2 separate regions of the Homo sapiens genome follow, and region 2 is linked to region 1. A link is a loop called in an ENCODE intact Hi-C map of the cell type or tissue named here. Cell type or tissue: mammary epithelial cell. All regions are shown on one strand. Links, peaks and the distances in the headings refer to the core of each region. The heading gives the core; the rest is flanking DNA.

Evidence for each region. Peaks named below come from ENCODE experiments on the same cell type or tissue, not always from the same donor. Only the 100,000 strongest peaks of a DNase experiment are listed, where the experiment ranks them.
Region 2: a loop joins it to region 1, with 16 times the contacts of the local background. A loop is called at or near these places in 9 of 110 quality-filtered maps.

The regions. Positions count from the first base shown.
Region 1 is chrX:38,169,863-38,180,869 of GRCh38, reverse strand. SRPX (sushi repeat containing protein X-linked) reads left to right here. Exons shown (of 10, transcript NM_006307.5): 2 at 2,526-2,585; 3 at 6,519-6,710; 4 at 8,813-8,989. Among named protein-coding and RNA genes, the nearest start is that of SRPX, 46 kb to the left of the region's middle. In mammary epithelial cell, for the core only: a CTCF peak has its summit at 5,517 (motif pointing right); no DNase peak of the experiment used is centred there.
Region 2 is chrX:37,504,435-37,515,441 of GRCh38, reverse strand. It overlaps the pseudogene FTH1P27. Among named protein-coding and RNA genes, the nearest start is that of LANCL3, 62 kb to the left of the region's middle. In mammary epithelial cell, for the core only: a CTCF peak has its summit at 5,952 (motif pointing left); no DNase peak of the experiment used is centred there.

The DNA.
Region 1 (11,007 bases), core at 1,476-9,475:
TTATGCTTCTTTCTTTATTCATTCAGCATTCTATAATATTTTCCCATGTTAAGAAACCTCTTCAAAATGAACATTATTATGTTATGAATGGATCATAATATGATTGACCATTTCTTGTAGTTGGATATTTAAGTTAATTCCTATCTTAGAATGTGGTAGATGAAGAAGATAGAAGAAAAAAAGGCTGAGATTTTCCATGTGGCAGAGTAGCTGGAAGATGGTTATTTGCTGAAATGGGAAACACTGGGGGATGCACAAATTTGGTGATAAGAAAAGGAATCTGGTTTTGAGCAGGTTGAGTGTGAGTGTGGAGATATCCAGACAACAGTTGAAGATTCTAGCTTGGCTCTTAGGAGACAGTTCAAGGCTAGAAACAATGGATTTATCATCAGTACATGGGGAATGGTTTGAGGCAAGTATGGGAGTGAGATGGCCCAGGAAAATAGTCTGGAGATATGTAAAGGACCAATACTGGACTCCTGGGAAATACTTATGTCCAAATGGCAGGCTGATCTAGATGTGCTGTCCAGAGAGTCTGTTTAGAAAGGAGGAAGAAAATCGGGAAACTGTTGTCATTTGGAAGCCACTGCAGAAGAGAGCTTCATGAAATGAATGGGTAGTCATTCATACTAAATGCTGTAAATACTGTAGACAAGTTAACCAGGATGACAACCGAGGGCAAAATATATGTATGTGTGTATATGTGTGTTGGAGGGCTGGGCGGGGGGAGAAAGCTTGCTGCTCATGTATCTGGATTTTTTTTTAATTTGGATGATTGAAGGTTCACATGCAGACATGCAGTTCAACTGTTTCCTTGGGTAGATTCCTAGAAGTGGAATGACTTGATCAAAGGGTTTGAGCATAGGCCTTTGATTCATGTTGTTAGGTAGGTTTCCTGGTTTTCATTGTTTTTTGTTTTGTTTTGTTTTTGAGATGGGTTCTCACTATGTTATCCAGGCTGTTTTTTGAACTCCTGGGCTCAAGTAATTCTCCCACTCAGCCTCCCTAGTTTCTGAGATTACAGGCATGAGCCACTGTGTCTGGTTCCAGTGCTCATTTTTTTATATGCAATGATGAATAGTTTGTAATTTTGTACACATCTGGGTGTGCAGAGACAAGGTGAGGAAATCTGCAGCAAAGGAAAATACAGAATTGGGCTTCTGTAGTTGCGGGTCTTTTCCTAATGAACACAGTCCAGCCCTCATCTCCTCTCCACTTTCAGTTTCCACACTCTACATCTCTCATCCAGAACACAAGTGGAACAGGGACCATTACTCATTAGCTGCATGGGGATTTGAATAACCTCACAGTGGAGGATGTTCTTGTCTGTTATGGTGGCAAGTAACTACAACTAAATGCGTGACCAAGACAGAGCTAACTCGAGTCATTAATTAGACTGTGAAGTCTGGAGGGAAGTTCTCTGAATTTAAGATTACAGTTTTGAAGTTTGGCATCTGCTACCACTTCAAGGATTAAGGATTTACTGCTCACTGGAATTCAATATTTAATATTTTAAAAACCATTCAGCTCCAGCTTGCAAATGAGTTAAATTAAAATAATACACAGACGTTCTCTCTGAGGCCGTGGTTTTTATTGGTAGCAACGCTCATTAAGAAATTTTACTGGCTGGGCACGGTGGCTCACGCCTGTAATCCCAGCACTTTGTGAGGCCGAGGCGGGCAGATCATCTGAGGTCGGGAGTTCGCGACCAGCCTGACCAACATGGAGAAATCCCGTCTCTACTAAAAATACAAAATTAGCCAGGCATGGTGGCACATGCCTGTAATTCCAGCTATTCAGGAGGCCGAGGCAGGAGAATCCCTTGAACCCAAGAGGCGGAGGTTGCGGTGAGCCAAAATCACACCATTGCACTCCAGCCTAGCAACAGAGTGAGACTCCGTCTCAAAAAAAAAAAAAAAAAAAGAAATTTTACTTGAGCCATACGTTCATGAGAGGTTCTAAATAAGCACACAGATAGTCTATTTCAGCCTTCATTTCCTACAAATGCTGTATATAGAAGCAACTTTGTGTTTCTTTTGTCAAGATAAGACATTTGATTTACCTCCTTATCTTGCATTTAAATTTATTTCACAAGATGGACCTGTTTTCAGGTACCATAAACACCCAGTTCTACTGGGTTTTCTTTGACTGCTGGGGAAACTGTGGACTGTGTCTGATGCACACATTTTATTGCATCTCCCCTGGCATGAGATTCATATACATTGGCATCTTCTCAGAGTGAAGTTGACTCTCTCTGTTTCCCTATTCCAGAATTTCACTTGGCATATGGTGATTCCAAAACAGTTTGAGGCTCATTTTGCTTGGTTTTTGGCAATCTCAGCTCAGCCGGTTTCACTCTGAGAGATCTCCTGTTTGTTCCTTCATGAATGGCCACAGAAGCTTTTGCTCTTGGCTCTGCATTCTAATAGCACCTCCTGCATGGTCTGTGGCAAAGGAATGCTTTGAAATATGCGTCCATACTATGTGGCTTTTCTTGCTGCAGTTTCTGTTCTTTTTTATTGTAGGATCGGGAGACTCACCACTAGAAGACGATGAAGTCGGGTATTCACACCCTAGATATAAAGGTGAATGCTTTGCTTATGTGCTAATGAGGACCTGCTGGTGCCAGGAGAACTTTCCTTTTTGCCTTGTGAAACAGATTGTAATAAAGTGACCAGACAACACATTTAAGTTCTAATTATCTATCAAGGAAAAAAAAATATATATATATACTCCCTTTTTTAAAAAAGGAAATAAAGCAAAATGCATTGGAAATCTCTGAAATGCTGTCTTTCAGCATCCCAATGGTCATTTTATTCTCATAAGTTTCTTTACTGTCCTCACTTCTGCAAAGGCAGCTGTAGCTGATGAAAGTGAAAATCAAGCCTAATTCATACATTACAGCCAGAATCATCCAGAGTAAACCACCTAAGGTCAAATCTGGACCAAGTGCTGATAATGTACTAAGATGAATGGGGAAGGAGAAAACTTGATTTTCATAAGCTCATTTCATCGTGCTCTTTCTGAGCCCAGCATGGCTTCTGAAACGGTATGTTAAAGTATGTTGCTCAAATGAAACTTAATGATAAAGAACTCCATCTCTACATATTCCCAGCAATCCACTCCCCAGCACGTATAAAAAGCCTAAACAAGAACCTTCTGTCCAGACTCAGGTAAGTATGTCCACAAATATTTCTACTGGTGAAACATTTCTCTGAAGCTTAGGGAAACCTGGGAGAAATGAAGGTAAATTTAGAGATGCTTTCTCTCTGAATCTAGTTCCTCTTACAGTGGAGGAAGAATTTGAAAAAAAAAAAAAAATGGTTAACAAAGTTTCACTGCGGCATTTTGCCCTGGAAATTTGTCCTAATTCCTGGGATGAGGACATGGCCCTTGTTTGTTGTGATGTGTCTCAGATACAGGAGAATCAGGGTAGGACTGGACAACTTTTGACTGGAGATGTCCTTCAGTTGTTTTCTACACAAGTGAACAATATTTCCAATATAATGACTGGTGCCTGGTGCTTATGTGCAGGTGTGCTTCCCATCACATACCACATTTTTTTGTGAGATCTGAATGCAAATACTCATTCCTACCTATAGTTTCTATCTCCATAGCCTCAGGAATTAACCAATCAAGCAAAGCACAAATACGTTAATCAGATGCTTGGGGTAAGGAAAGGTTCTAATTCGCAAAACTTCTTAACTATTTATGGGTTTAGATTTTTTTTTCTTTGAGTCCCTTGTTGAAAAATCTTCCTAAAACACATGCATGCACAGATGACCCTTCACATCTACAGCAGGGGTTGCCTAGTGCCCTCAGGTCCTTGTTCTTCACATCCATCTTCACCTCACAGCATTGCAAATGTGACAGGTAGACCAGATGGCCAAAATGTGTGCTTGCCCTAGAACTTACCCTGAATGTTTAAGAATAAATTTTCTTAGGGCATTGTTTCTATTGTCAGTTAAATTGCTTACTGGTAGCAATCATTTCAGTATGTATAAGTATATCAAAGCATCATGTTGTGCGCTTCATACAATAAAATTTAAGTTTTATTTATTTTTATTATTATTTTTTGAGATGGAGTCTCACCCTGTCACCCAGGCTGTAGTGCAGTGGCGTGATCTTGGCTCACTGTAACATCCGCCTCCCAGGTTCAAGCGATTCTCCTATCTTAGCCTCCCAGGTAGCTGGGACTACAGGCACACGCCACCACACCCAGCTAATGTTGCATTTTTAGTACAGACAGGGGTTTCACTATGTTGGCCAGGCTGGTCTCGAACTCCTAACCTCAGGTGATCCACCCACCTTGGCCTCCCAAAGTGCTGGGATTACAGGCGTGAGCCACTGCACCTGGCCAAGTTTTTTTAATTTTAAAAGCTAGAGACAAGCCATTATTAAGTGAGGGTTTAGTTTTAGATCCTGAGGCCCCTGCACAATGTCCAGCACAGAGTAAGTGTTTTTGAATTAAAGTAAAATAAGAAAGAAAATTAAATGTAACCAACATTTACGGTGCTCCTGGTATGTGGCAAGCATGGCTTTTGATTCTTTTGCTTGGAATACCATCATATATTCATATTAATTGAGTGAGTTTGTGATGTATGAGTATGCAGGTCATATATATACATACATTAGTTCCCCCTTATCTGCGGTTTCACTTTCCAAGGTTCCATTTACCTTCAGTCAACCGCAGCCCCAAAATATTAGATATTTTGAGAGAGAGACAGTACATTCACCTAACTTTCATTACAGTATATTGTTATAATTGTTCTATATTATTATTAGTTGTTGTTAATCTTTTATCATGCCTAATTTATAAATTAAACTTCATCATAGGTATGTTTGTGTAAGAAACAAACAGTATATATAGCGTTAGGTACTATCCAAGGCTTCAGGCATCCAATATCCCCCGTGGGCAAAGGGGGAGTACTGTATATCACAAATATATGTAGTACATACAGATTATATTAAAACCCTTAGAGGAAGGAAAATTTATTCAAGGAAGTTCTTTAGGCCTTGTGTGAGCTCCTACACGTTTATATCCACATGGTTAAATTTAATCAGCTCTAGGTTAAGCCTTTAGGACATCACCTTTACCTAGAAAGTCCAGGGAAGATTACTTGAGTCTTGAGTTTAGGGCTCACTTGCAGCTGTCTGCAAAACATGATATGACGAAAGTATTAGCCAGACCAGGGACGGTGGTGCGTGCCTGTAGTTCCAGCTACTTGGGAAGCTGAGACAGGAGGATCACTTGAGCCTAGGAGGCCGAGACTGCAGTGAGCAATGATCATGCCACTACACTCCAGCCTGGGTGACAGAGTGAGACCCTGTTTCTAAAAAAGAAAAAAAAAAGAGAAAGTATTAGCTGAAGGAAATGTGAAGGCAAAACTAAAACAGTGGTCTATGCATAAGACGTGGCCAGAACTGTTGGTTTTTGTAACTGAGAAGCAGTTGGAGGCATATCCTCAGAAGAGAATTCCTGGGAAAGTAAAACAGGGTCTGTCCTCCTTCCTGGCCACATGATGGCGGTCTTACCTCACTCACTGACAGCTCAGGTGCTGGGTTGGAGTGATGAGCCAGGCAGTTGCAGGGAAGTGGCTCCTATTCATGGCATTGAGAGCCCGGCAGGCTTTAGGGAACTCCTCACTGTTCCCCATCAATTGTGGGACAATGGGGCAGTGGCTGCTGTAGGAACTTATCCACCAAGGAGCTAGTGTTGCCCTTATATTTTATGGATCTCAAAGAGAACATTTCAAAAGCACAGCAGGGAGGTTCTGATTTATTCATTTCATCCCAGCTGTGCTTTGGGCAACTATGAGACCAAAATCAAAACACCTGCAACTTTGCCATCTGGGGAGGGTGTCACCCTGTTACGTAAATGGGGCATAACTGGGGACACTTCTCTATGGAGAGCAATTGTTCTGTGACTTTAAGCGAAATTTATATCTTGTTACAAACACCTGGAAATTGTAGCATCATTTAGATTAATGCCAGTATTACAACATTTTAGAGAGAATGTGCATACGGCTCAGACGAAATCCAAATTAACCAATTATTGAATCCCTACCGCTATGTATGACATCAGTTGCCCTTGAAAGAATTATCTAAAAAATAAAAATAAAAAATCTTATGTATCTAGTTAAGGGAAATACTAAAAAGAACAAGCATTTATTGAACATATATGCTAGGTACTGTGCTAGATGCTTGATATGCAATTTTTATTTCGTCCTTGTAACAGCACTATGGCATAAGTATAGATATTGACTCAGAGAGGTTAGCTAACTTGTCTAAGATCACACAGTCAGTTATAGAGGAACTCAGATTCATGTTCAGATATATCTGACACTTAGTCCCATGATCATAACCTCCCTACCCGGAGACACCTAAGAAAACATGGGGCACTAATTGAAGGTCCAAAATTTGGAATGTAGCCAGCCTGGGACAGTAAGAGTAAGGGGACACATTTTCTGAAAGTGTCATTTCATATTTATCTCCTCTTTTGTTTCTGCTACTTGTAGATACCCCGTGGTGCTCCCCCATCAAGGTGAAGTATGGGGATGTGTACTGCAGGGCCCCTCAAGGAGGATACTACAAAACAGCCCTGGGAACCAGGTGCGACATTCGCTGCCAGAAGGGCTACGAGCTGCATGGCTCTTCCCTACTGATCTGCCAGTCAAACAAACGATGGTCTGACAAGGTCATCTGCAAACGTGAGTAGGCCAGCTCTGTGTTGGGTCCTCAGGGATGACCAGAGCCAAAGTTCTTTTGCTCTGAGATTGAGGATTTTCACTGAATATTGATGAGAAAAATTCTCCTTATGATCAGGGGGACACCAGGGGGATTCTAAGATATGGTGGAAGTGAGTTGGCTCCTCTCAGAGAGAATGATATGATCAGCTGTTTGAGAAAAGGGGAGAGAAGATCATTGTTCAGAAAATGAGTTACATTTGTTCAGTTAGTGCTGGATCCTGAAGAGGTGTTGGGGATTTAGAAACAAATAAGACGCACATGGGTCCTGCCATGAAGAGGCTTTAGTAAGGCAGAGGTGTCAACTGGGAGATAAGTACAAGAAGGGTACAAAGTCAGGGACATATGGTAGCAGATTAAAGAAGAGTTCTCCTGGCTGGGCGCAGTGGCTCATGCCTGTAATCCCAGCACTTTGGGAGGCCGAGGCGGGTGGGTTGCCTGAGCTCAGGAGTTCGACACCAGCCTGAGCAACACGGTGAAACCCCATCTCTACTAAAATACAAAAAATTAGCTGGGTGTGGCAGCGTGCATCTGTAATCCCAGCTACTCAGGAGGCTGAGGCAGGAGAATTGCTAGAACCCGGGAGGCGGAGGTTGTAGTGAGCCGAGATTGTGCCACTGCACTCCAACCTGGGTGACAGAGCAAGACTCCATCTCTTAAAAAAAAAGAAAAAAAAAGTGTTCTCCCAAGGAGTGGGGCTTAGGGAGGCAGGAAAGAGTCACAGAAGAAGTGATGCTTATTTATGAAAGTGAGTGTGCCTCAAGGGAGAAGCTTAGAGGAGCAGCATTTCAGGGGCTGGCTTTTAGCTTCATGACAAGTCATACCTCATTTGGAAAATTGCAAGTGGTACAGCATTGTTGAAGCACATTTTAGATGTCTTTGGTATTCAAAACAGCCACCACTTTTTGAGCGCTTATGGTTTGCCAAGAATTTCACATACATTTGATTTTTACAGTAACACTATCAATATGGGTGCCATTATGTTAACTTCATTGTCAGGGAAACTGAGGTTTCAAGGCTGCAGCCATGTCATCGAGACTATGCAGACTCTGCAACTGGGTGACTGTAGTGGACAATCTGCTCTACCCAGATCTCCTCGATGCCTTTTACTAGTTGTATGTATCCAGTACCCAGCTTCTGAGTACTTTGCTCTTAAAGACTTGGAACTTCAACCTTATTCAGAAGACTGCTCCTTCAGAGGACTGATCCCACTCGCTCTCTCTCTCTCTCACTCTCTCACTCTCGTTCTCTTTTCACAAGAGAAAGCATCTCCTGTGAGCAGCCTGTAGCTGCCCAATGACTGACTGATAAAGAATTATGAAAGCCCAGCTTCCTTGCCTGGGGGCAGGACAGAATGAGCTGTCATTCACACTCCAGAGCTTCCCTATGGGATCAGGCTGCTGCTGACTTTGCCTGAGATCTCATCTTGCCTGGATTTCTCCCCTTCCCTGTTCTGCTTTCCTCACCCCCTCACTAGTCTCCCTGGGAGCACTTTCTTACTAAACCTCATGCACATAAATCCGTATCTCAGAATCTGCTTCTGGGGAGCTCAACCTAAGATAGTGGCTTAGCTGGGTTGCCAACCCAAGCCAGTGTGACAGGAAACTTTGTGTCTTCTGTGTGACATAAAACCATCCATTGTTTCTTAAATTCCATTTGTTTTATTTATTTATACAAAGTCGTGTTCTTGTTGCCCAGGCTGGAGCGCAATGGCGCAATCTCAGCTCGCCGCAACCTCTGCCTCCTGGGTTCAAGCGATCCTCCTGCCGTAGCCTCCCGAGTAGCTGGGATTACAGGCATGCGCCACCACGCCTGGCTAATTTTGTACTTTTAGTAGAGATGGGGTTTCTCCATGTTGGTCAGGCTGGTCTCGAACTCCCGAAGTCAGGTGATCCACCTGCCTCGACCTCCCAAAGTGCTGGGATTACAGGAGTGAGCCACTGCGCCTGGCCTTCTTATATTTAAATTAACTTTTCACCTCATGCTTTCAGAGTTTCTAGACTCTGAAATGAAACTCTATAGACAAAAACTAAGAAATGCTGAATATCTGATTTTCTCATTTTCAGAAAAGCGATGTCCTACCCTTGCCATGCCAGCAAATGGAGGGTTTAAGTGTGTAGATGGTGCCTACTTTAACTCCCGGTGTGAGTATTATTGTTCACCAGGATACACGTTGAAAGGGGAGCGGACCGTCACATGTATGGACAACAAGGCCTGGAGCGGCCGGCCAGCCTCCTGTGTGGGTAAGAAAATGCCACAGCCCTTAGGAGGCACTTGCTTTGGGAGGAGCAGGGGGTGTTCACATCGTGGATTGTAAAGGGAGCATCACTATTCCTCCTGTAAGGCCTAAGCATGCAACTTTGCTCTCAGTAGCATCACTGGTTCTCTGGCTCAGCCCTAGATCTAACCTCAGTGTCTATCCTGGAGCTGACTTCGTAGCTGATGGCTTCCATCTGACTTTTGTCTTTTTCTTGGTTTGCTATTGAGGCAACTACAGGCTGGCAGAGATGTGGCATACTCCTGCTGATTTTAGTTCGGGGGCCTGAGCAAAGTTATTGACACTATAGGGACAGTCCAGTAGAGAACATCTATGTGTCTTTCAGCCCCAATGTAGCTTCTTTGTCATTGACTCTGGTGGTCAGCAAGCACTCAATTTGTTCAGCTGGAAGGGATTTGGATATTTTGCCTTACTCTGGGTTTGTTGGGCAGTGAGTGGTTCCCATGGTGTGGTCCTGGGAGCAGAAGCAGCAGTAGCATCTCCTGGTCTAAGAATGCAAATTTTTACCAACCCACCCCCACCACCTGCTGAGTCAGAAACTTTAGGGGTCAGGCACAGCATTTTGTTTTTTAATGAGCATTCCAGGGATTGTGAGGCACTCAAATAGAGAGCTACTGATCTAAGGCACTGCTTCTCAAACTTTACTGTGCAGCGAAGTCCTCTAGGGACCTTGGGAAAAATGCAGATTTAAATTCAGCAGGTCTGCGGTGGGTCCTAGGATTCTGCTAAACGATGCTTTAGGGCAAAGTTTCTGAACCTCAGCATGATGGACATTTGGGGCCAAATAATTCTTTGTTGTGGAGCCCTGTTTTTTTTGTTTGCAGGATGTTTAGCAGCATCCTTGGATTTTATTCACTAAGTGCCAGTAACACTGCCCACAGGGGGCACCTCACAGATGTTGCTTTCAATATCCTCCCTGTGATTAGCTATGTGCATAGCTCTTCAAAACAAACCAAAAAGAAAATTGAATCTACTCCCTCATATTGGAAGGGGCAGAGGTGATGGTGGGAGGAGAGAAGCTCAAAAATCTTTCTGCTAAGCAAGCTTTGGCAGAGTACTCTAGGGATCATACTGTTTAAATTTCCAGATTGTGTGCAACAATGGAAAGAAAATGCTGATTGTTCTCAAAAACCAACAGCATGTCTTAAGCTGGACCAGATGCGCCTGGAACCTTCCCAGAGGAAGAGAGAATGAACCCCAAATTCAGGAGATTCATATTACAGTTTGTCAGAACAAGGTTCAGGCATATTTGGGAGAAGGAGGATTGTACATGCAATTAGTTAGGGATGACAAAAAGGGGTACAGCGATCCACAAGAGAGCCTAGAGCTCCCAGGAAAAAAGAGAGAAATGGGCAAAGCAAGCAGGCAATTCTTTCTTTGATTTTCGCGACAGACAAGCTGAGGTTTGTCCCCAGTGAATTTTACTCCAGGGGTATTATTTACTTTTTTGGCTTTAAATGTATTAAAATAGTTTAATAAATTTGTTTTTGTGTTGACAGGGGTAGGGGGTCCTTGAGCGTAACTCAGAACTTCAACCTATTTTAGGAGGTGACACATAGTGGCTAAGTAGTTCCCAGATTTCCACACAACCTTCAACAGTCTTGGCCAGAGCTGTACTGAGTGGTGAGAAAGTTGTCCCAGTTCTCTTCTAGACTGTGAGGGAAGAGAGAAGACTGGGCTTACTTTGGACTCTGAGGTGGTCAGTTCTGTGGTCTGGCTAATTTGAAGGTGCCACAAGTTAAAATTAATTCTCTTACACAGACCATACTCTGGCAATGAGCTGAAATTCATAGTTATTTCAGAAACAGATATAGATAAAAATAAGTCAATGTAGGAGGAAAAAAAATACTGCAAATTGCAGGAGGGTAAAAAGTCTTTGAAGAGCCACAACCTCCATTGATCTGGAAGAAAATAAACCTTAGAATGTAACCACTATTGTTTTCGGGGGATATTTTTCTTTCTTTCCATTTTTAGTTATTTTTG
Region 2 (11,007 bases), core at 1,419-9,418, 670 kb after region 1:
AAATACCCAAACCATATCAGGGTCACTTCTGTAAGAACACAAACCAAAACATTCATTTGCCTCACCTGTTGCTTACTAAACAAACTTCTGATTTGAAGTTGAGCTTCTCTAGTGGCCAATTTCTGATCAAAGATGCAGTAATAATCTGTCCTGCTTATATGAGTCCTATTGGTGACTGATTAATGACTTGGAAATATTGTTGGTGTGAGTCAATCTTCTACAACAGGGAGTGGCAAACTATAGCCTGTAGGCTAAATCTGGCCGGCCTTTAAATTTTGTAAATAAAGTTTTATTGGAACACAGCCACATCTACATATAGTCTGTGGCTACTTTCACACCACAACAGCAGAGTTAAATAGTTGTGACAAAGACAATATGGCCTGTAGATTGTAAAATATTTATACTTTATAGAAAAAGTCTGCTGATCACTCACGGAGAAGCTGTTCACCTTTGGGTTCACTGAGAAAGTCAAACCTGTGGTTTTATAAATATGAGGGTCAGAACTTGGGCCAATGGCATCACACCAAGTGGCAGCCCAGTGAGACTCTCAACTTAAAATATAGACTAGTCACCACCTACTCAATTCCTTCCAGTGTTTGATTATGGCATAGTCAGAATTCTATGAATTCTTGTCCATGTCTTGGGAATTCTAGGGTAGAGACAAGAAGGAGGGCATTGGCTAGACAGGAATATTAAGAAAGTGTCTTTTAAATTGAGGTTCATCAACACATTTTAAGCAAACTTCTCTCCAGAAAACTTCTTTTGTTTATTGACCTAGTTCTTGCTAATCATCCCCTCATGCTGTACCCTCTTGGTCCTTACAGGCTCAGCATCAATTATTAATTAATTTGAAATTGATTGATGAGGTCCTCTGTAGATTATTCTAAGCTATGCCACAATTCTAGCTAGCTCAATCTTCTTCAGCATAGAGACTATTTATATTACTTGTCAACCTGCTAGCCCCCAACAATTGATAGCATAGTATTTTGTATACAGCAAATGTTCAGTAAATTATTAGACTGTCCAACATCCACCACACACAGACTTCTATAGATGAGGCAAAATGATAATCAAACTGGAATCATTTGTCAAATATGAAATAATTTTACATAATGTCTCTAGAGTGATAAGGAATGTAGGCTTCAAAAATGCTAAAGAAATGTATGAAATCCCTAGCCTTGGCCATGCAGTGTTATTTTTGACATTGAAGTGGAAGAAATTGCTAAGTCACAAATTTCAAAAGCGACCCCTTCCTGAGTAAGTAATAACAAAGCTAACAAAGAAAGAAAGAATATATGTGACTCATTTGGGAAATTAACCAGATTGCATGAACTTTATGTCTTGTAAAAAATCCTTCTGAGTAAAGACTAATTACTAAAAATGTATTTTTGTTCAGTTATCCACAATCTAGTTGGTGGATAAAACAGGTAGGCCAATAATAATATTCCAAGGAACATTTGGACATTGGAAAGAATAACCTTGCACTATAATAACTAGTTCCACTACCTCACTTCTACTCATTCTTTAATCCACTGTGATCTGACTTTTATTTTCAATTAAGTTCAACTTATTATTTTTAATTTCCTGTTTATATATATACTAGGGCTTAATGAGAGAAAAAATTCCTGCATTTCCTGCACTCCAGTGTTCTACAGCCTATTAAAAGATCCAGGCATATGAAGAAACAATTGCCATACAGAGTGGCAAGTGCCATTAGCAAGAAATGTAGTATAAATGGAGGTAAGACAAAGGAGAAGGTGATCAACTCTGTTTGAGGGTGGGTCTTAGGTTGGGTTCCTTGGAAGCGGAGCTTGAGGCAGGGATTTATTAAAGGCATGCGCTCTGGAGGAAACACGTAGTGCAAGATAGGGCAGGGGAAGGAGTCAAGGAAATAAGTGATCTTGGTCAATGTCTAACCTTGTCTTCACACAAGGCAGATCCTGTAGCATAAATCTCACAGCAGAGAGAAAAGGAAGGGTCCAGGCTTTTGTACCTCTGTGTCACAGAGCCATTGGCTGTCCCAGTTAGCCAAGGGTATTCCTTCCGAGAAGGTCACAGGCATAAGCCATCAGCTGAAGTGCTCACAAGTGTCTGAGCATTTGGGTATTCTGCTGGTCAAGTGGATCTGGGAAGAGCACCAATATCATCTATTAACAGAGGGTTAGAAAAACTAGATTATATGTTTAATACTTTGGGCAGCTCAACATCTGAACACCATTCCTGTTTGAGAAAATAGGACAAGACAGATGGCAGACAAGGCTCCATTTTGCATGATGCTTCCCATTTCTGAGCCTGGTCCTACAGCCTTCCAAGTTCGTTATGGTATATCCTTCTTAAAAAATTTCTTTTCTGCTTTGACTAGCCAGGGTCAAATTTTGTGGTTAGGGAGCTTTGACCGGTACAGAGATTAGAAAAATTGTTAGATCATAGATCATCATAGCCTGAAAAAGATAAGGCCCATACAGGGGGAGAAGAGCATATGGAGAGGAGAGATATTACATATATTCAGGCTGAGTAAGAACCATAAATCTAGGGTGACTATAAAATGTGTTACTTGTGAGTGTAGGGGAAGGTGTGGCAAATCTAGTGAGTATTTGAGAAAAAGACAATGAATTAATTGTGGGACTTGTTGAGTATGAGTGTTCTGGGTACACCCAGAGGGAGATGTTTCATAGGTGGCTGTTCAAGTGTCATGGTCAAGATAAGCCATCTAGAACACACACACACGCACACACACACACACACACATACAGAGAGAGAGAGAGAGAGAGAAACTGGCCACTGGGGGTGGCTAGGCTCAGGGGGAAATAAACACAGAGCAAGAGTTGAAGAGGCCAAAAGCAGAATCCAAGAGGATTATTAAATCTATGTAGTTCTCTATAGATAAATATTTGGCAAACCAAGAGAGGACAGGAAAACCAAGGAAAGAAGGACTAACCAACACAATTAAATGGCTCCAGAGTGATCAAGCAGGGCAAAGGCTGAAAAGAGACCAGTGTTGATGTTAACTAGTAAGTCAGTGATGACCTTTCAGAGGAGGGTTTTATGGAGTTCCTTAAAATATAAAACAATGTATCCTTCCTTCTGTGTCTAGTAAATACATCACCTCATCAACTAGATCCCCTTACAACCTTGTGTTTGTAACTGTTCCCTCTCTGTTGGCTCCTATGCAGCAAAGAAGCATAACTAAAGTACTCTCTTCTCTCTTCTCCACCTGTGGAACTCCAATTCATCCTTCAAGAGTCAATGTCACCTCCACAGCAGGTGTTTCCTGACTCCTCAGGTGAGAATTAGATCCCGTTTCTCTCCTGGAGTCGCATAGCACTTTGTGTTTATTTCTTTTGTAGATCATACTGAAATATATTGGAGGCATCTATTTGTATGTCTGTCCGACTGTGACCAGAATCTGTGTCCTAGTCACCTTGTATTCCTAGTGTCAAGCATAACGTGTGGAACACATGACAGAACCTAATATAAATTGCGGAAAGAATGGCTATTTGGCTGAAAAGAAATAACTGCATGAATGCTCCCTTCCTAAAAATGTTTACCTTAAGTCAATTTCTTGATTTATAGTTCTGAATACATGTTTCAAATTGGAACTTCTGATTTTCAGTATACTTCATACAATAATTAAACATTTGGGAGGAAAACACTCATGCACAGAGAAGTATCCCAAGGGAAAAAAATAAATATCCTTGGTGCATGTGGTACAGTTAATATATCATTACAATAGATTATAAACCAAAACCAACATTATAAAACACAAAATTTGAAATAGATATAAAAGGGAAGAAGTCTATTTCTCCTCATGCCAGGAAGTAGCTTTGCATATTAATAAAATTTAAATGCCTCACAGACAGAAAAATGATGGGAATAGATTGTAATAACTTGAAAACGAGCACACTTTAAACAGCCTCTGTGATGAATACGTGATTATGAAGAATCCGTCAAAAAGGCTAGTCAGGCATTGTTCCACTCTGATGCTTCCAGAAGCAGGATGACTGATGTCCCTCAATTAAAAAAAGGCACAGCAAGAGACAGGCTAAACTGAAGACACAAAGGCAAGAGGTTGAATTGCTGAAATATACAAAGATGTTAGTCTGAAAGGAAACAATTGAAATTCTAGTAAGTGTGAGTGTTCCCTATGTGTCTAAAATATTACAAATATCCAAATCATTCTAGAATATTAATGGAGAGTGAGAAAAAATAAAAGGAAAAATATAAAGACACGTAGATGCATAAAGAAAGGTGAAAAGTTTAGAATATTTGGTAGCTTTAGGTGAATTCAGGGTTGCAGCAAGTTACCATAAACATGGATTGGCAAAGACTTTCTATAAAGAATGAGATAGTAAATGTTTTAGGCTTTGCAGCTACTGCAAAAGACCTCTGTCTCAACTACAAACTCTCCTGCTGGAGTGAAAAAGTAGCCACAAGCAGTAGGTAATTGAATGCGGTGGCTGTGTTCTAATAAAACTATATTTACCAAAAAAGTGGGGGCCAGATTAGGATTGCTGGCTGTAGTTTGCCAGCCCATGCTATACAACAAACCAGTTTGTGATAAACAACAAAATAGATAAAAGCTAGTGTGTGTGTGAGACAGAGATCAATTATTGTTGAGTCAGTAATTGTTGATGTTACAGTAAGTTTTTATCGTATTTGGTCTAGTACTGACATGAGGGTATAGCTGAGCACATTGATTTAAACAGCCTCCGTGATGAATATGTGATTATGAAGAATCTGTCAAAAAGGCTAGTCAGGCATTGTTCAATGTTTTCAGCCCCAAACATCCTAGCCACCCCATTCAATTACCTACTGTTTGTCGTTACTTTTTCACTCCAGCAGGAGAGTTTGTAGTTGAGACAGAGGTCTTTTGCAGTAGCTGCAAAGCCTAAAACATTTACTATCTCATTCTTTATAGAAAGTCTTTGCCAATCCATGTTTATGGTAACTTGCCGCAACCCTGAATTCACCTAAAGCTACCAAATATTCTAAACTTTTCACCTTTCTTTAGCATCTATTTGTCTTTCTATTTTTCCTTTTATTTTTTCTCACTCTCCATAGCTGAGCACATTGATTAAGTCCAGGCATTAGTATTATTTTCAGGTTATCTAGGTGATTTCAAGGTGCAGCCATATTTGGCAATCAGGGTGCTAAAGAGTGCTTCTCAAATTCCAGTGTGCAAATTGATCACCGAGAGTCTTGTTAAAATGTAGATGCTCATTCCGTAGCCCTGGGGTGTGGCTTGAAATTTTGCATTGCTAGCAAGTTCTCAGTTTAGATTGATACTGCTGGTCCACAGACCATATTTTGAGCAGCCAGATGCTAGTGCTGGTTTTCAATGCCTGGCATGCCCAGGCCCTGCGCCAGAGGCTTATGTATTTGGTCTGGGATGCTGCCTGGACATTGAGATTTTCAAAAGCTCTGCAGGTGATTTGGATGTGCAGCAAAGCTTGAGAGCCTCTATGCCAAAGCTCATGATGATATGTGGATTTTACTTATGTTGTCAGTGGCCCTAATGTGTTCTCTTTTTCTCATTCTCCCCCCAGTGCCCACCTAGCCATTCCTCTCCTTTTCAGCTCCAAACATCCAGACAAAGGTGGGGATCAGGGTGAGCACTTCATCCTGTTGCTCTTGTCCATCTCTGAAGAGTGGGAGGAAGTTCAGGATGGAAACAGGAGACTCAGGCAACCTGGGTTTGGGAAGAACAAGAACAGTGTTCTAGGAGTGAATTCAAGGGAAAGCTGGTTGAGATAGAATGGGCGGGGGCGGGGAATAGCACGGAAAGTTGTCACAGGACAACCTTCCTCCTGTCTTGGGACTGAGGTGTGGGGGGTAAGGAAAACAGCCATGTACCCTTCTGAGTCCTGGAGACACCTGACAACCAAACTATCTTCTAAGGTTTTTTCCTTCTCAGTATGCAGGGCAACTGGTTACTAGACATGCAAGAGAGACCCCCAGTGGCAACGTGTAGAAGTGAAGTATTTTCCCAAAGCATAAAGACCACAAAGAAACATAAGGGTAGAGGATGATGGCTTCCAGCCCATTGTTTTTATCAAACTAATGCAAGGACAGAAAATCAAATACCACATGTTCTCACTTATAATTGGGAGCTAAATGATGAGAACACGTGGACTCAAAGAAGGAAACAACAGACACTGGGGCCTACCTGAGTGTGGAGGGTGGGAAGAGGGAGAGGAACAAAAAAATAACTATTGGGTACACGGTTTAGTACCTGGATGATGAAATAATCTATTCAACAACCCCCCATGACAGCAGTTTACCTATATAAAAACCTGCACTTGTTCTCTTGAACCTAAATAAAAGTTAAAAGAGTAGAGGATGATAATGGTGATAAATCATGAGTACCACATTGTAAACATACACTGTGCCAGGCATTACTCTAAGTGATTTACATATATTAACTCATTTAATCTCAACAACCCAATGGGGTTAATGCTTTTATTATCCCTATATTACATATGGAGAAACTGAGGCACAGAAAAGTTGAACAAATTACTCAAGTTTACCCAAAATGAGAGGCTAAGATTGGATTTGAACCCAGGCAATCTGAGGTTAAGAAAACACTACACCAAATTTTCTCTCCAAAACAAAAAATTAAGAAGTCCCCTCAGTCAACTTAAAGTTTGAAACACTCAAAACTTAATGCTTGCTCGTTCTTTCTCATATCCACAGGAGAACGGTCAAGGGACATATATATTTCAATAGGTAATAGCTGAGACAAAGTCAGAGAATTCAGAAGTCCTTACAGTAGGCAGCGAAAGAGATGCAGTGAGAAGACCAAGTTTGACAAAGATGTGTAAAAAGGCGAAAGCATTTTCTGTAAACTGAACTCAAAGTGCCAGAATCCTAATTTTTAAGAAAAGTGTTACAGTGCACTCATACGGAAATGTGGAAGACAATTGTTGCACAGCGAAACTTGTTCGTATCTTAATAAATGCTTATATGGTTTGACTGTGTCCCCACCCAAATCTCATCTTGAATTGTACTCCCATAATTCCCATGTTTTGTGGAAGGGACCCATTGGGAGATAATTGAATCATGGGGGCAGTTTCTCCCATACTGTCCTACTGGTGGTGAATGAGTCTCACAAGATCTGATAGTTTGATAAGGGGAAACCCCTTGGCTCTCCTTCTCTTCTCTTGTCTGCCGCCATGTGAGACATGACTTTCACCTTCCACGATGATTGTGAGGGTTCCCCAGCCATGTGGAACTGTAAGTTCAATAAACCTCTTGCTTTTATAAACTGTCCAATCTTTGGTATGTCTTTATCAGCAGCCTGAAAAATGGACTAATACAATGCTCAAAACAATTTGCTAGCTTTGAAATGATGCAAGCTACCCATGTGTCTTTGACTAAAGCATAGAGTCTGTAAATTTTTGACTTTTACCTTTGTAACCCACAGAAGAAAGAAGACTTTTTTGTTTCTTATTTCTTTGTAACTTTCTTTTGTGGCACAGAAGATAGATGTTTGAAGTATTTTTCCTCAGACATGGGCAACGTTAGAGTTTACATGGATGGAGGTTTCCTTCGGTCAAATAGAGAGTGGACTGAGAGAGGAGAAGAGTTTTTAAAGGGGAACAAGAAAAAAGAAAACATAGAGAAACAAGTGTATCATTTCCATATGAAATATTCTTTATACTAGGAAATAATATCTTTCTATCCAGAGCCATGAAGAAAATGTAAAAGGTGAACTTTTCTCTATATCTTGAAAGGAGAATCCAGAGGCCACACTGAGCTTCTCAGGAACAGGATGATTTTGAGGTAAGCTTGGGGCAGACATTGGGAATAAGGTAATAAACTTGGGGCAGATAAAGGTCAAGGTGGGACCAGCAACTCTCTGGGTGTTCAAACACCTCAACCATCTTCTAAATGTTAGCTGCCCTGCACTTTGGACTAGATTTCTCATACTCTCCCTTATAGTCTCCTTCTGGTGAGCTCATCCAATCACATGACTTCAATACCATCTATAAAAAGTCCCCCGTATGTCTACTTCCAAATGTGACATTTTTGCAGCTCCTTGATTCACATTTCCACTTGGACGTCTAATAAAAATCTGATTTTACATGGCATACATTCCCCGCTCCTCCACCCCGGGGACACATGCAACCATCCCCAGGGGGATAATAACACCATCATCAATCCAGGTGTTCAAGTCCAAACTTCAGAACTTACATTGTATTCCCCCTCTCCCATTCCTCACCTCCTGTCCATGAGCAAAGTTTGTGTCTCCTTGTCAAAAACCCATATGGAACTGGTCGACCTCTCTTCATTTCCTCAGCCACCATCACAGCTGAAGCTGCACTAGTCTCCTAACTGGAACAGCTATACTGGCTCTACCTGGTCTGCACCTTCAACTCTCTGCCACCCCTCTACATTCTTCAAAGCAGTCACTGCCTTGACATTTTGGGGGCATTTATTCTACTTTATATTCAATATCACAAATTTGACCTTCAGTTTTGACCTTATGTTTTTCAGTCCTTTTGAGCTGTTTTTTTTTTTTAAACCAGCTTTAATGGAAGAAATGGTACAATTGAAGGAAAAACCATGAATGGAGAATTCGTAAGGGTAATATACAGGAAATCACCCCCTATCTGTGGGGAAGGCAGCCTAAGGCTCAGTCCCATTATCCGTGTCACTCAGGGTGAGCTTGCCAAAGAGGTACTATGCGATACTGTCCGCGAGAGCCCCCATCTTGAAGCCCAGAAGCAAGAATCCTTAGCACTTGCATATTTTGTTTTTTGTTTGTTTGTTTGTTTTTTCAGATGGAGTTTCGCTCTTGTTGTCCAGGCTGGAGTGCAATGGCGGGATCTCCCCTCACCACAACCTCCGCGTCCCAGATTCACGCGATTTTCCTGCCTCAGCCTCCCGAGTAGCTGGGATTACAGGCATGCACCACCATGCCCGGCTAATTTTGTATTTTTAGTAGAGACGGAGTTTCTCCATGTTGGTCAGGCTGGTCTCAAACTCCCGACCTCAGATGATCCACCCGCCTCAGCCTCCCATGTGCTGGGATTACAGGCGTGAGCCACAGCACCCGGCAACCACTAGGATGAATTCCATACCATGCTTTACACCTTACCATGTTTACGCACCCACAGATACCATGGCCCAAGACTGCACACCCCACCCGACCTCACCCACCCCACACCTCACCCCACCCTACCCCACCCCACCTCACCCCATCCAATCCCACATGCCCTCAAAGTTTATAAGGGGAAGACTAATGTATTTTCCAGCGGCCCATAAAATACCTTTCCCCTCCACCCCCGCAGATCCTGAGCTGCATGCAGATGGGGCAGGGCTGAATGGAAAGACTGCTGGATACCTACTTTAAACCTGCATGGGGATGTGCCCTGATTCCTAAAAGGTGAGAGTGTTGCAGATATGCATCAGCTGGACACCTTTATTGCTTTGAGAACAGATAACTTTATTGCCAACAACAGTAAAACTGAGAGGAGAAAACTGAAGAGAATGTTCTGAAAGGACAACATGGACGCCCCGCGTGGTGGCGCGAGCAGGGGAAGGCACCCCGTGGCTGCGGGACCTGTCTGGGCTCTGGTGTGTTTCTGGCTGCGGCCCAGGGTGAGCTTGTTAAAGAGGTACTCTGCCAGGCCTGCTTCCGGGGCCCCCATCTTGCACAGGTTGCTCAGGTAGCCACCAATCTCTTTGATGGTCTTGGCCTGCTGGTTCAGGAAGTGGTTCTCCAGGAAGTCACAGAGGTGGGGTCGTCGTTCTCCTTGGCCAGCTGGTGCAGCTCCAGGAGGCTCTGGTTGACGTTCTTCTCCAGGTAGAAGGCGCAGTCCATGGCCTGGAGCCCGCTCTCCCAGCCTTGGCACTCTGGCTTCCTGATGTCGCGAAGGTAGATGCGGCCACCGCGCAGGTTCTGCAGGCTCATCAGCTCCTGGGCGTGCTCCCTCTTCTCGTGCCACTGGTGCAAGAAATAGCGGCTGAAGCTCTCCAGGGCCACGTCGTCCCGGTCGAAGAAGAAGGCCATGGACAGGTACACATAGGAGGCGTGGAGCTCCAGGGTGACCTTGATGTTGATGGCGACCTCGCAGCTGAGATGGTTGTTCTGGTGCACCTGCGACAGCGGGCCCAGGGCGGGCAGTGCGGGCGCGAGGAGCAGGCAGGGTAAAGCGGTGTGGTCGCTAGGGTCCCGAAGCGGGCGGCGGCATCGGCATCGGCAGTGGCGGCCGCGGCGGGTGCCTCTGAGCACAACATGGTGGACGACGGAGGCGACCAGTGGAGGGCAGGGTCCTCGGGACCAGGCGGTGGTGGTTGCCACAGGGTCTGCGAAGGGACCGGAAGTGGGCTGTGGGGACCCGTATGGGTGGAGGGGCGCGCGCCGTCGGGTGGATGGTGGTGGTGGCGAGGGGGGGCACACTGAGTTCCGTGGGCAGCCCAGGGAACTAGGCACTGTCAGTCCACTGCGTGATGTCAATTCTGCAGTAACTTTTCTAGTGTCCAAGGACTTTTTCGTCTGCCCCCTGATTATTCCCCTCTATGACAGCTTGTTCTCATTTTATAAACCTCTTGTCTTTCTTAAACTCTGAGAGTATGTTCTGGTAACGTTTTTTTCTGTTTCCTGTATTATATCCTCTTTTTCCCTCCTCCAGAATTAGTTCTATTTGTGCATCTTCCTCACTTTCCTTAAATATCTGGAAAACGTTTGTCCATTCATGATTGGAATCAAGGACTGGGTTAGCCTCGGTGATGAGCATGGATCGAATGCACAGCTGTGAGTCTGGGTGACCAATAGGATTCTCCCATGAACAGGAGGGTGGAGTGTGTCAATTAGGGAGTGCTCATCTCCTTTGGAGATAAAGGTATAGAGCTCCCAGGCAGAGTAGGAACTATTCTAAATGCCCAAAGCATGGCATTTCTCTGGCACTGGAATATGTTAGTGGATCTGTCTTCTAGGTAGATGTCAGCTTCCCTTTAAATGCTCACCCATGTCTGCTGCACCCGGAAGCTTAATTCTTTCTG